3 separate regions of the Homo sapiens genome follow, and all the other regions are linked to region 1. A link is a contact called in ENCODE Hi-C or POLR2A ChIA-PET data. All regions are on one chromosome and are shown on one strand. Each heading gives the region's core, a stretch centred on a gene start or an enhancer-like site at or near the end of the contact. The rest is flanking DNA. Distances are from core to core; before and after follow the strand shown.

Region 1 (4,715 bases), core at 713-3,212:
GGCCAGGATTCCAAAGCTAGCATTGGAACGAAAGTCTTCCCGACACCAGCCCAGGTTGTGAAGATGAGCTAGGAGGACCTACTGCCTCGCTGGCTGGTTAGGGCTGGGCGTGCCTCCCTGGTGGAAGGAAGGTACATACCTTCCTTCTCCCCCTCTATTTCCTAAAACTGCTGAGTCAGAGGATGGCCCTAACCTTCCCGACCAAGGGGGACTTTCTATCGGGAGCACATGAGCAGCTCTTCTCCCTAGCCAGTACCTTCAGATTCCAAGCTCATGTTATTTCGATATCACCACACTGATTCTCAGCTCCCGGAAAAACAACTCAAGGCTTGAGTCAGACACTCCATGTGTTGTTCAATGATCCCGCCTGCAACAATGTTTATTATAACCAAAAAATATAAACAGCATGAATGTCTATTAATAGCGGAGTGGTTAAATAATAGTACATCCGATGGTTATCGGATGGAGTACCATACCACGCAGATGTTAAATGATAAAAGTGTACTGTTAAATAGAAAAAGCAAGGTATGTACATATATGTTTGTACAGGCAAAGGAAATTCACTGGGGGGCACTTATTCATTCAACAAATATGTGTTAAGCATTTTAAGGTTACCTGTGAAACTAACAGGGGTTACCTGTGAGGAGTGCTTCAGAAGGAAAAATAGTAACTTGTACTTTTCAGTAAACTTCTGCACATAATTTTAAGGACGAACATTGTTTTTTTTTTTTGAGACGGAGTTTCGCTCTTGTTGCCCAGAATGGAGTGCAATGGCGAGATCTCAGCTCACTGCAACCTCCGCCTCCCGGGTTCAAGCGATTCTCCCGCCTCAGCCTCCCGGCATTGCTTTTTATAAAGTCAAAAGAAAAGGAAGTTTGATAAAACAAGTAGAACTATCCGATAAATACTCGCCTGGAAAGGGACAGGATTATAAGAAACAGGTAATAAGGAGCTTAAAACCCTCTGCAGTTCTGCAGTGAGGATGGTCGTGGGGGCATACAACTTTCCGTTTCAGGTCAGTTTAGGTAGGGCAGGTGGGAACTCACTCTAAAACGAGAAACCGGGGCTGATGACAAAATGCACACGTTTAGCTTCTGGCGGCCCAGGTCTTCCTAGCCGCAGATTCTGAGACGTGTATCTGCAGGTGGTGTGAAATTGAAGCCGGGGGAGCGGTTGCTTTCGGTCTCCGAGGTGCGCCTTGCACACTGGGTCATTCAGCTCCCAGGCTCGGCTCGGAGCTGGACCACTCCCTCCCCTCCACCAAAGAGGCAATGTGGGCTCCAAGAGGTCACAGCGCTGGGATGGGATTTCGACCCCGCGCTGCCCTCAAAGGCCACCTCCTCGCAGCTCTGCTCCCGCCGGCAGCTCCCGTTCTGTCCAACTCGGAAGCCGCCCGCCGCCCTCGGCGTCCACTCCACAGGCCCGGGGCCGGGGCCAGCTCCGCGGGGGAGGGGTCGGTGCGGAAGGGGCGGGGTACCGGGCCTTCCCCGCGCGACTCTGCCTTCTACGGCCCCGGCCCCTGCCTCTGGAAACCCGGAGCTCGTGCGAGCCCCGCCCCACGGTCGCGGCGTGCCTGTCATTTCCTCTCCGCAGGGCGTGCGGGTCTCGAAGATGAGGGAGCAACAACGTCCACGACCGGGCTTCTCCGGCACCTTGGGCTTCTTTCCGCTGGGACTCGACAGCGGCTCGGCTCCGCAAGCTCTCAGCGCCCAGGGTGGCGGCGACGACGCTCCCCGAGGAGACGCGAGGAAGACGGGCCCGCGCTTGCTGGGACTCCGTCAGGGCGCGTGCGCGACCCGGGCGCGGCCGGCTCAGGCTGCGGCTGCGCAAGGCGGTGCCAGACGCTGCGCCTGCGCAGTGGTGGGGCGGGGCGGGAAGGAGGGAGGCGGTGGTAGCGGCGGCGGCTGCTGAGGAGGAGGAGGGGGAGCGGAGGGAGGTGTTTCTGTCAGTTCCGGCTGTTTGTTCGGGAAGTGGATCCGCCGCTGCCGGAGCAGCCCGAAGGGAGCTGCGGATCGCGAGGCCAGTACCGACCCCGCCCGCCCGCGCGCACCGCCCCCGCCCGCCATGGCCCGGGACTACGACCACCTCTTCAAGCTGCTCATCATCGGCGACAGCGGTGAGGGCCGCAGCGGCCGGAGGCGGCGCGGGCCCTGCCGGGCGCGGCCCGCGGGGGCCTCGGGGCGGCAGGCGGGCGGGGAGGTGCCGGCCCGTGCGGGGCGGGCGGGCGGGGCAGCCCGGCGGTCTGGGCCCCAGGGGTGCGCCGAGGGGCTCCGGACCGCGCCGAGGGGAGGTTGGGGCGCGGGGCGGAGGGGCCAAGCGCGCCGGGTCCAGTCATCGCGCCTGTTCCTGCCTCACGTGTGACCTTGGTCAAGTCGCGCGATCTCTGGAGTTGGAGAGACGTGGGTTCGAGTCTCAGGACTACCACCTGCCTCGCGCTGACCTTGGGCAAGTTGCTTCGCCGTCCTGAGCCTCAGTTCCCTCATCTGAGAAGTGGGGATGTGCCTTGCTGGGTGGTGTGAGGATTCGATGGGATAAAGTAGGAAAAGTGCGTAGCGCCCTACCCGGTAAAGTAAGCTCGAAGTAAATGTTCACTATTGTCATTATCATCAGTATCCTTTATAAGCGTCAGTTTCTTCCCATCTAAAATGAGGACGTTCTCAGAACCTGCCTCATGGGATTGCCGTGAGGTTTAAATGAGGTAAGTCGGATAAAGGGCTTTGCACAGGGTCTGGCATATTCCTGCTGAATTATTATATCCCTGCGTGGTTCAGTTTCCTCATCTGTAAGATGGAATGATAGTTGGATCTGCCTTATGGGGTTGATGTGAGTATTAAGTGAGATTCTGCAGTGTTGCTCACAGCTCCTGGCACATAGTGAGTTGTCACTGTTTGCTGTTACACTACTATATACAGAGGGGTCCTGGGGATGGGACAGCCAAAATTATAAAAGTGCTTTGGCCACACACACACACTGCTTGAGGGCTCCTAGCTCTGATCACTGCTCTAGCTCCAGTGCCTAGAACAGTGCCTGGCACCCAGTACATGCTTAAGACATATTTGCAGAAGGAATTAATGAATATTAAGTGTCCTTCGAAAAGGTAGACTGGTTTCTGGGAAAAGGTGGAGGGTTTTAGAGCTGTTTGGAGTGTGGCAGGTGAGCAGGTTTATGGAGTGACCAAGAGGTCAGGAAGGCAGGCCCCAGAAGGTTTATGGGAGCGAAACTGAGGTGCTGGGGTTATATGATGTTCATGAAAGAGTCTTGGGAGCATGCTCAGTTTGTAGACCAGACCTGAGCTGAGTGTGGGGAGGGATGTCTTATGATTGGAGGCAGAGGCCAGGCTGGTGGTAGAGCCCATGGACTGTTAAGGAAAGGGGATCAAATCAAGTGAGCGGTATGACTTGGGATGTAGGAGTGTTGGGTAGCGATGTCAGAGCTAGGTCAGGGAAGTGGGTGGTTTTGGCCTCCCTTTTAAAGCTGGATGGAGATGTGGTTGGTGGTTTGGATCAGGTGAAGGATGGCTGAGGTTTCCGTGGTTGCTGGAGGAGGGGAGAGGTAAGGGGGAAAGCTGGGGGCTAACCAGGGAGATGGAAGAGTAACTGAGGTTGGGGAAGGAGGTAGAAAGGTGGAGTACTGACTGGTTATGGTTTGAATGAAGGGAAACCAGGCAAGCTCTGGAGTGTTCTCTTGGAGATGGCCTTTGGTATTCTTCAGGGTCTTGAGGCTTCTTCCTTTACATGATTTCCTTGCAGCCCTGGCCTGGGTTCTGAGGGACTGGCACTGGGGCCATTTCTCTCTTTTTGGAGTGACAGCCCGCCGTGGTCAGGAGCCTTTATCCCTCTGCAAGACATCTGGACCTCTGCGTTGATATCCAACAGTGAAAAGCCTAAACTCAGCAGGAAGATGCAGCTTGTTGGCTCTTCTCCTCTGTAAAGCCCAGGGGATGGGTTTGGCCCGCTTTCTCACAGTACATTTTGTGTGATGAATTGATTTTTCTCTCCGAAGTCAGGTGTGGGAGAAGACTCATTGGGTCGAGATTTATGTGGTCTAGCTCCTAGGTCAGCCATGTAGGCGTAGGTTGTGCAGAGGAGATGGATGCTGTGCTCTTTGATTTCTCCCGACATTGAGATCCTCAAAGCTGGGAGATGGTAGCCATGGAAGTCCAGACTAAGCTTTGGCAGCTGAGCCCAGAGACTGACATTACACACTCCCCTGAACTGGGCTCCTTGTGTGAATGCCTCCTTAAGATATGTTGAACGATTTCACAGACGCTTATTCTCACCCGCCCCCTGTGTGATTTGTCAAATAAGGAAACTAAGGCTTAAGGCCGGGCGCGGTGGCTCACGCCTGTAATCCCATCACTTTGGGAGGCCAAGGCGGGCAGATCACCTGAAGACAGGAGTTTGAGACCAACTTGGGCAACATGATGAAACCTCGTCTCTACTAAAAATACAAAAGTAGCCGGGCATGGTGGAATGTGCCTGTAATCCCAGCTACTTGGGAGACTGAGGCAGGAGAATCGCTTGAACCTGGTAGGCGGAAGTTGCAGTGAACCAAGATCGCACTATTGCACTCCAGCCTGGGCGACAAGAATGAAACTCCGTCTTAAAAAAAAGGAAACTGAGGCTCAGAGGAGGTGACTTACTTGCCCCAAATCACATAGCTCAGCAGGGGCAAAGCCGGGAGCCACTGCATCTCAGTGCTAATACGTGTGCGAG
Region 2 (4,715 bases), core at 1,287-3,786, 4.9 Mb before region 1:
GCACTTTGGAAGGCCGAGGCGGGAGGATCACTTGAGGTCAGGAGTTTGAGACCAGACTGGTCAACATGGTGAAACCTCTTTTCTACTAAAAATACAAAACTTAGCCAGGCATGCTGGTGGACACCTGTAATCCCAACTACTTGGGAGGGTGAGTGGGGAAGATCGCTTGAACCTGGGAGGTGGAGGTTGTAGTGAGACGAGATCACTCCACTGCACTCCAGCCTGAGCAACAGAGCCAGACCTCCGTCTCAAAAAAACAAAAAGGAAAGAAGTCAGGTCAGCCTCTGGATGCTGTACTGACTCGGGGAACAGGGAAGGGGTCATGAAGCAGGAAAACAGGCGAGAGATACTAATGTGGGCTCCATGTCCACTCTGCCTAGGTTCACATCCTGGCTCTGCCACTCATCTGACCTGAAACCAGCCACTTCACTGCTCTGTGTCTCAGTTTCCTCATCTGTCAAATGGGAACAGTAACAGTACCTACTGCACAGGGTCATTCTAAGGATTACATAAGATTATTCTATCTACAAAAGCACTTAGTAATCATTAGTATCTCTATTAAAGGCACAAACCCCGGTTTAGCCCAGGAAGAGCTCTGACCCCCAGATTCGGAGATGCTCTGCCAGAATACAGATTGTCTTATTTAAGTAAAAGTCTTAAATAACCACTCGTATTTCATGTTTGTTGGCCTTAGATTGTCACATGGAACCACCGTCAGTTGAGACATGGGGATCCTGTGGTCACCCTGCGTGAAAAAGACAGGCTTATTTTTGCTCTAAAACAAATGATTTCTGCCTTCAAATAGCTCCGAAACGGCATCAAGAGGAAGTAAGTGAGACTCCCTGCACTCACACCCCTGATCCTTTCCCGCGCCAGACTCCAGGGCAACCTTTTCACATTCAGGCGTTCAGCCCTGCTTCCTTGCCCCTCTTTGGCCACCTACAAAGCGTTCTCTCCCCTACATGTATGAAGACACAGACCCACCTGTGCAAGAGGTGCCCCTGCCCACAGGAGAGGGAGGTCAAAACTTACTGTTTTCCTAACAAATTAACCTTTCATGTTATCCAGTAAGAACATGCAGTCAATCTGATTTCGGCCTTCATATTCCCTTCTATTCCCCACTCCCTCTCAATGAGCAGAAAACTTTAACTTTTTAGCCATGATTCTGGGCCAGGAAGGTACCAACTAGTCATAATTACAACCTCGCAATGAAGGGGAATGATTACTATCCCCATTTAACAAATAAAGAAACAAGCTCAAAGAAGTGAAGTCACTTCCCCAAAGTCATCCAACTGGTAGAGCTCCAACTTGAACCCAAACTTCTCTGACTCCAAAACCCCAGGAAGGCTGGCGGCAAGCAAGAGCCCCCTCCTCCCCAGGGAACAGCAAAGGAACCGCAATACCACACACAACTGTCCCCAGTAACTTCCTCCTTCTCAAGAGCTAGTCGGCGGACTTCGGCCCGGAATGGCACCCCTATCGCACCTAGCTCCAGAGAGCAGGAATTGGGGAAAACCCCCTGCGATCCTCCTGGGACTCAACACCCTTCCCAGGAGGCTGCAGGATCCGGGACCTCCCCAAACTAAACAAAAGGCTCCACGCGAAAGGCCCCGCACACAGTAGGTGCTCGGTTTCCCAAAGCCACCGAGCAAATCGCATTGCTCCCTTCTTTTCCTGTAAAGTAAAAACAACTCCAAGTATCTTCAAAGCAGGAGGAGGAGTGGGGCAGAAGGTCCCAGGGGAAGTGGGTCGGGATGCGAGGCTAGGACAAACCCGGGGTAGCTGGGGAGGGCGCAGCCGCGTGGGGACCGAGAGCGCCAGTGTGCTGCCTGGCTCACAGTAGGAGCCATTCAAACGCGGTGAATGAATGAATGAGACGCGCGGCAGGCGTCAGCGCAGCCGGGAGAGACTCTGGCTGCGCCGACCGCGGAGGCAAGGTCCAAGGAGAAGCGCGGCGCAGAGGAGAGGGCGCCCCGAGGCCCGGCCGCCCAGACCCGCACTGGTCAGGCCCGGCGGGGGCCGCAGGCGGCAGGCCCCGAGGCGCAGGCCGGACCCCCTCTTCCCGCGCGCTGGCCGGGCGGGCAGCCCCGGAGGCCGCGCTCCTCCCAGGTCGGCCCCGGTAGCCAGGTGCGTGGCGACCGGGGCAAGGTGACCGCGGGCGCGGGCCCGGCGCCCACCTTCTGAGCGGCGCGCACGTTGTCCTCGCCGAACAGGCTGCTGACGCTCTGGGAGAAGGTGTTGACCGTGCGGCGGTAGCTGTTCTTCTCCGCGCCGCCGCGGCCCCGCGCCCCCTGCGCGCCCGGGGCCAGCAGCCCGAGCAGCAGCAGCAGCAGCAGCAGCAGCAGGAGCCCGGCCCGGGCCAGGGGCCCGCCTGAGGCGCGCGCGCCCATGCTCGGCCGGCGGGGCGCGGGGTCGCGATGCGGGGTGAGGGCCGTGCGCTGGGCCGCAGCGGGCTCCGGCTAGGGCAAGGTTGGCGCGCTCGGGGGCCGCGCGCCGCGCCTTTACCCACAGCCGCCGCCGCCGCTGCTGCGCCACCTGCCCCGCCCCGCGCGCAAAGGCGCACGGCCCAGCCCACGCCGCGCCCCGCCCCCGGCGCGGGACCAACGCGACCCGGCCCCGGGGCCCCGCGCCCGCCTCCCGGAAGCCTGCCCCGACCCGGTGCGGCTTCTCATCATTTAAAAAAAAATTCTCTTTTTTAACTTATCCGTGGAAAAGCAACCCGTGCCTGTAAAACTTGCAACAGCTTCAACCAGGAAAGTGACTGCAACTGATTGAAAAACATGAAATAGACATATATGTAATCTCCCTGAATGTATTATAATGGTACCCCAAAATTCGCCCTCGTGGGCATCAGCTCATTCATCCTGAAAATTTTAAATAACAAGAAAGCATCAGGCATCCTCCTGCCCTTCCTGAATGAACTGTATTTCAGAGCCCCAAAATAGTTGGGGAGGGACTTTCTTTTACAAAGTCCAGCTAATACATGAGGATGAATGAGAGAATCCGAAAATTATTTGGCACCCCTCAATAGAATGATGGATTCACGCGATGATCATCAGAAATGGGTACAACCAAGAGGGGAGGGTTTGGCGGGGAACTTGAAAATGGAGGGGCTAAGCCGCGAAGTCCCGGTCCCGCCAATCGATCTTAGTGCCAGGAAGTACCAGCGCCACCTGCGATGGATTCTTGCCAAGACAAGTTGAGCATGAACCTGATGGGGCCTCTAGATCAAACCTACAGTTTACAGGAAATATGGCAGATAAGGAAAACTTAGAAGCAGCAGAAGCAACCAACCAACTCCAGCATGTGGGGCATTCTACCAAACAAACGACCCAGTTTGTTCAATAAATAATTGGTATAAAAGGTGAGCGAAGAGGAGGATAATTGGTTTTAAAGACTTAAGAGCCATAATAACCCATGCAATGCAAGGACCCTGTTTGCATCCTAAATCAAACAAATCAAGTCTAACCAACATTTTTTTTAGACAACCAAGAAAATAAAACTCAATTTTTGCCAATCCAAAGAATACAAAATGCTCTTATTTTTGAATTTACATTTTCTGGATTCCTAGTAAGATTTTCATAGATTTATTGGCCATTTGAATTACTTCTCTGTGAATTACCTATTCATATCCTTTGCACATTTTTTCCTGTATTGTTTATCTTTTTAAAAACTTTTTTGTAGGTCGGGTGCGGTGGTTAACGCCTGTGATTCCAGCACTTTGGGAGGCTGAGGCGGGTGACCTGAGGTCGGGAGTTCGAGACCAGCTTGACCAACATGGAGAAATCCCTCCGTCTCTACTAAAAATACAAAATGAGGCCAGGCGCCGTGGCTCACGCCTGTAATCCCAGCACTTTGGGAGGCCGAGGCGGGCGGATCACAAGGTCAGCAATTTGGGAGGCCGAGGCGGGCGGATCACGAGGTCAGGAGATCGAGACCATCCTGGCTAACACAGTGAAACCCCGTCTCTACTAAAAATACAATAGCCGGGCGTGGCGGCGGGCGCCGTAGTCCCAGCTACTCAGAGCCTGAGGCAGAAGAATGGCGTGAACCCGGGAGGCGGAAGTTGCAGTGAGCCGAGATCGTGCCACTGCACTCCAGCCTGGGCGACAGAGCGAGACTCCGTCTCAAAAAAAAAAAAAAAAAAAAAAAAAAATCCAAAATGAGCCAGTTATGGTGGTGCCTGCTTGTGATCCCAGCTACTCGGGAGGCTGAGGCAGGACAACCGCCTAAACCTGGGAGGCGGAGGTTGCAGTGAGCCGAGACTAAGCCACTGCACTCCAGCCTGGGCAACAAGAGTGAAACTCCGTCCCAAAAACAAAACAAAACAAAACAAAAACCTTTTTTTACGCCAGGTGTAGTGGCACAAGCTTGTTTTGGGAGGCCAAGGCAGGAGGATTGCTTGAACACAGGAGTTCGAGGCCAGCCTGGCCAACATAGTGAAACCTATCTCTATAAAAAATGATAATAATAATAATAATAATAAACTTTTTAATTAAGGTATAACATACAGAAAAATACACAATCATATAAATTTTTATGAATTTTCACAAACTGAATACCCAAGGTAACCAGCACCCAAATCAAGAAACGAAACATTACCAGTTCCCCCACGAAGCCTCCCTTTGTCCCCTCCCATTCACTATGTTCCTCTTAAAATTTAGGGGATTCATTTGCCTGTGTTTGAAGTTTATGTAAATGAACCACACAGTACT
Region 3 (4,715 bases), core at 751-3,250, 3.2 Mb before region 1:
TGATTCTCCTACCTTAGCCTCCTGAGTAGCTGGGACTATATATCACACTTGGCTAATTAAAAGTTTTTTGTTGGGCCGGGCGCGGTGGCTCACGCCTGTAATCCCAGCACTTTGGGAGGCCGAGATGGGTGGATCACGAGGTCAGGAGATCGAGACCACGGTGAAACCCCGTCTCCACTAAAAATACAAAAAAAAAAAAAAAAAAGTCCTAGCTACTCGGGAGGCTGAGGCAGGACAATGGCGTGAACCCAGGAGGCAGAGGTTGCAGTGAGCCGAGATCGCGCTACTGCACTCCAGCCTGGGCGACCGACAGAGCGAGACCCCGTCTCAAAAAGAAAAATGTTTTTTTGTCGAGATGAGGTTGCACTTTGTTACCCAAGTCTGGTCTCAAACTCCTGGCTGAGATCCCCGTTTCAGCCTCCCAAAGTGTTGGGATTACAGGCGTGAGCCACCACACCTGGCCTGTGCCTAAGGTTTTTTTTGTTTTTTGTTTTTGAGTCGGATTCTCGCTCTGTCGCCCAGGCTGCAGTGCAATGGCACGATCTCGGCTCACTGCAACCTCCGTCTCTTGAGTTCAAGCGATTCTCCTGCCTCAGCCTCCAGAGTAGCTGGGATTACAGGTGCCCGCCACCAAGCCCCAGCTAAATTTTGTATTTTTAGCAGAGATGGGGTTTCACCATGTTGGCCAGGCTGGTCTCGAACTCCTGACCTCAGGTGGTCCGCCCACCTCGGCCTCCCGAAGTGCTGGGATTACAGGCGTGAGCCACTGCGCCCGGCCTAAAATATTTTTTATTTTTGTCTTTATAGGTTTTTTTTCTATGTGTGTGAGAGGATTAAATGAAATAATGTAATTAGTAAAGCGATTAGTTAGCACTTTAAAAATATTTATAAATGTATACATAGATATATAATACATATCTATGTGTACAAACACTGAAGTTTCCTATTCTTTCTGTGCCTACTTTTTCCTTTCTTTCCCCGAATACTTTGTCTCTGGAAGAGTTCACACTGTAACCTCCAACTGTTCCAGCTACTTGGTTTGCTTTCAGCACTAGGCTTGTAGGATGCGCAGCCAGTAGGGGGCAAGAATCACCCAGGCGTGCTTATTACCCAAGCAACGGAGTCAAACAGCACTTTCAGAATGACTTTACAAAAGGGTTACCAACAAGGTAATATGTTTATTGTGTTAGGTCGCTTAATAATAACGAAAAGATGAAAACAAGGAAGTGAGAAGCGGTAGGGACAGCCCTACTCTTCAGTATTCATTAAGTGGGAGCCCCGGTGTGTCGGGCTTGCGTATGAGCGTGAAGACAGACGTGGGATGGCTGAGCTCACACGCCTTAGGCTCTGATTCTAGCCGTGGTCGCGCCGAGGGCTCCGGGTTACTTGCGGTTTCACTGCCAATAAAGTGCTTTGAGCGAGCCTAACAAGCAATGAATATGTAAACATTTTGTTTCTAGGACTAACTAGGTAATGAAGAGATCTTCCAAGTGACAGAAACGCTGCTAGGTAACTTCCTGGGCCGTAGCTCCCCACCCTAACAGGTTCTGAAAATAGCTCCAGGCCCTTCCTAACCGGAGTTTGAAAGCAGGCGCGGGGCGCATGCGCGCGGCCCTCCGGCCGACCTCCCGATAGCCCTGGCACGCGGACCTTCTTCCCGACAGGCCGCGGGGAAAAAAGGGCGGGGAAACGGAATTACCGCGAGCTCTCCGTGAGCGCCGGCGGAAACAGTAGTCACGTGACTCTCCTAGGTGGCCTTCGCCTTCCCCCTCCCCCTTCGCGGAAACCCGGCCCCCTCACCCCTCGCCCACCCCAGAGCCGCGGTAATGGACCGTTTGGGTTCCGGAATTCTCTTGGATCCAACAACTGGTACCGGGCCGAGGATAGCCGGCGGAGTCCGTTTTTGGCGGCGAAGACTGGGGGGTGGTCAAGATGGGGGGGAAATCATCTTCCTTCACCTAGGAGGGAGGCGGGGCGGAGAGGGGCGCAGAGAGGCGGGTGGGGGAGGAGGGAGGAAGTCACGTGAGGGCGCTGCGTGCGCGCGGCGCCTCATCCGTTGCCCCTCCCCCGCCCCTCCCGGCGGGGCGGGGGGGCTGGGGGAGGGGCGTCAAGATGGCGGCGGGGAGGTAGGCAGAGCAGGACGCCGCTGCTGCCGCCGCCACCGCCGCCTCCGCTCCAGTCGCCTCTGGTCCTTCAAACTCACACCTCCCGGGAGGAGCTGTGCTGGCGCCGGGTCCCGCGGGGAAAGTAAGTCCTTCCCTTGGCCCTTTTCTCCTTCCACACTCCCCCTCCCGGACAGCCTCCCACTCCCACCCTCGGGGGGCCGTGCGGGGCCAGGCTGGGGGGACAGCCACCTCGCCCCGGCTTGGGGCCTCCCTCGCCGCTTGCCGCTCCTCGCGGCCGCGCGCTCCGGGGCCCTCGGGGGCATGTTCCCGACGGCGGCTCCGTTGTACTCGCTTCCTCTGTTCGTCAGCGCCGGGCCCCGCTGTCGCCGCTCGTGGGGCTTTCGGGCTCCGGGAGCCCCGCTGTCCCGGGCCGGAGGCACCCCTCTTGGACCGCGGGGCAGGGTCTGTGCACGCCGGCTCCGCTGGGTTCGCCCCTTTGGCTTCCGCCTCACAACCCGGGGGCTGCGGGTCCGGGACCCGCGGGGAAAGTAAGGACCGGATCCTTCCCAAGTCCTCTTTCGTGCCCCAGCATTGCTCCCGGCTCTGGGCGAGGGAGGGAGGCAGGCGACGCGGTCGTCCTTCCTAAATCTGAACCCCACAGCGCGGTCTCGTACATGCCCCGCTCTTGGGGCGGTGGGGAAGCCGCGGGGGACACGTGCAGGCTCCCTTCACGCCTCTCCAGGCGACTCGCTTAGTTCTGCCTCGGCGGGCGAGCTCACCTCCCAGACCCTAAGAATTACCCATGGAGGGGAACGGCAGTTGGGGATTTGCTTACTTTGAGAGCGTTTGGCATAACGAGCATCCAGAGTTCCCCAAAGCAGTGGATACCGGTGGTTTCCCAGAAGTGGTTTGGGGTCGGTTTAACCGCTGAGGAGATTTGGATGTTCCTAAACCCTTCTGATTGTTTCTTTCCTGACCCTGGCATCCAGCTCCTCCCCTTCCCACCCCTGCTTTGTGCTTCTGTTTGGTTAATGTTTGCGGACCACTAACTTGATCCTCGCACAGAGAAGCTCTTTTTATGTGCGTGCTCGGTTTACTGTGGGAGGCTTTTGTTTTGGGGAGTCGCTGGTTGAGAAACGTGGGAAAAGAACGGGCCAGAAAATGAGAGACAAATAAAGCAACGTTTTTATCCATTGAATTGCGCAGCCAATTGTAAGTGCACCCGGAAGTTTGTACTGAACACGTGTTGAGGGAAGGTTATAAACTGGTCCCCTTTGACCTTTGAAAGTTGGCTATTATCATTTTATGTTGAGTTAAATGTTTCATATATTCTAGACAGCCAGAATTAGGGATGGAATATGGTTTCTAAAGAGTCATCCAGAAGGGTGCAGAGAACTGTCATCCGGAGTGCCCTAGCAGGAATTGACTTAACACTTTCAGATAATTCTGCGAGCTGACAGTACAGAGGGATTCTATTTTCCACCATATTTTCTAGCAATCAGAATTGATTTTCATAAGCGTAGGGAAAGCTATCATCGTTGCACAGAAGATAGCAGAATTTCCTACTGGTGACTTGAGTGGGACATTAATTTTGCAAGCAAGGGAACATTTTCTCTCATCTTTTAAAGAAGTTGTTTCCAAAATTTTTCCGATGGGAGACGACTTTACTTTTTTTCTCTGGCTTCTGCTTTTTATCTTCCATTCCAACTTATTCCATATAATTGCGTTTGGAATATTTATGCTATTTTTAAATTTTTGAGACAGGGTCCCACTCTGTTGCTCAAGCTGAAGTGCAGTGACGTGGTCATAGCTCACTGCAGCTTGAACTCCTGGGCTCAAGCGATCGTCCCACTTCAGCCTCCGGAGTAGCTGGGACTACAGATGTGCACCACTACAGCAGCTAATTTTTTTTTTTTTAATTTTTTTGTTGAGAGGCGGGGGTCTCACCATGTTGGGAGGCAGCTACTGGCCTCAAGCAATCTTCTGGCCTCCGCTTCCCGAAGTGGTGGGATTACAGGCATGAGCCATTGTGCCTGGCCCCTTCAGAATCTTTTTTTTTTTTTTTTTTTTTTTTGAGGCGGAGTCTTGCTGTGTTGCCCAGGCTGGAGTGTAGTGGTATGAACTCGGCTCACTGCAACCTCTGCCTTCAGGGTTCAAACAATTCTCCTGCCTCAGTCTCCCTAGTAGCTGGGATTGCAGGCATGTGCCACCACACCTGGCTAATTTTTTTTTATGTAGTTGGCAGAAAGGGGTTTCACCATGTCGGCCAGGCTGGTCTCACACTAGTGACCTCAAGTGATCCACTCACCTCTGTCTCCCGGAGTGCTGGAATTACAGCCGTGAGCCACCGCCCTTGGCCCCCCCGTCAGAATCCTTTTTTTTTTTTTTTTTTTTTTTTTTTTTTTTTGAGACGGAGTCTCGCTCAGTGGCCCAGGCTGGAGTGCAGTGGCACGATCTCTGCTCACTGCAAGCTCCGCCTCCCGGGTTCACGCCATTCTCCTGCCTCAGCCTCCCAAGTAGCTGGGATTACAGGTGCCCGCTGCCACGCCCGGCTAATTTTTTGTACTTTTAGTAGAGACGGGGTTTCACCATGTTAGCCAGGATAGTCTC

What was found. A loop is a pair of places that touch in the nucleus more often than their neighbours do. ChIA-PET counts read pairs that join two places held with the same protein, here RNA polymerase II (POLR2A). Pooled maps may share reads with other maps.
Region 2: a loop to region 1 is called in a pooled map, with 16 times the contacts of the local background. The contact joins the promoter of BRI3BP here to the promoter of RAB35 in region 1. A Hi-C loop is called at or near these places in 2 of 37 single-sample maps with no recorded cell type and 5 of 50 pooled maps.
Region 3: a loop to region 1 is called in a map of Right ventricle myocardium inferior, with 10 times the contacts of the local background. The contact joins the promoter of SBNO1-AS1 here to the promoter of RAB35 in region 1. A Hi-C loop is called at or near these places in 2 of 168 maps with a recorded cell type or tissue (Right ventricle myocardium inferior and naive thymus-derived CD4-positive, alpha-beta T cell) and 5 of 50 pooled maps. POLR2A ChIA-PET finds 5 or more read pairs at or near these places in 2 of 52 experiments (AG04450 and activated T-cell).

Annotation. Positions count from the first base shown.
Region 1 is chr12:120,114,000-120,118,714 of GRCh38, reverse strand. RAB35 (RAB35, member RAS oncogene family) reads left to right here and starts at 1,962. Exons shown (of 6, transcript NM_006861.7): 1 at 1,962-2,116. The coding sequence starts at 2,065. RAB35-AS1 (RAB35 antisense RNA 1) reads right to left here and starts at 1,808. Exons shown (of 1, transcript NR_182302.1): 1 at 1-1,808. RefSeq lists enhancers at 1-53, 84-183, 1-394, 1,187-1,978, 1,979-2,771 and silencers at 896-1,074, 1,062-1,121, 1,212-1,561, 1,722-2,031, 2,132-2,261.
Region 2 is chr12:124,991,466-124,996,180 of GRCh38, reverse strand. It overlaps BRI3BP (BRI3 binding protein), which reads right to left and starts at 2,536. Exons shown (of 3, transcript NM_080626.6): 1 at 2,178-2,536. The coding sequence starts at 2,390. RefSeq lists enhancers at 337-476, 1,657-1,746, 3,466-3,966 and silencers at 1,837-1,896, 1,907-2,156, 2,167-2,216, 2,317-2,366, 2,387-2,706.
Region 3 is chr12:123,362,233-123,366,947 of GRCh38, reverse strand. It overlaps SBNO1-AS1 (SBNO1 antisense RNA 1), which reads right to left and starts at 2,000. Exons shown (of 2, transcript NR_157806.1): 1 at 1,833-2,000; 2 at 1,144-1,423. SBNO1 (strawberry notch homolog 1) reads left to right here and starts at 2,101. Exons shown (of 32, transcript NM_001167856.3): 1 at 2,101-2,247. MIR8072 (microRNA 8072) reads left to right here and starts at 2,105; the gene lies at 2,105-2,184. RefSeq lists enhancers at 1,341-1,550, 3,011-3,060, 2,717-3,435 and silencers at 1,721-1,820, 1,951-2,190, 2,301-2,380, 2,421-2,530.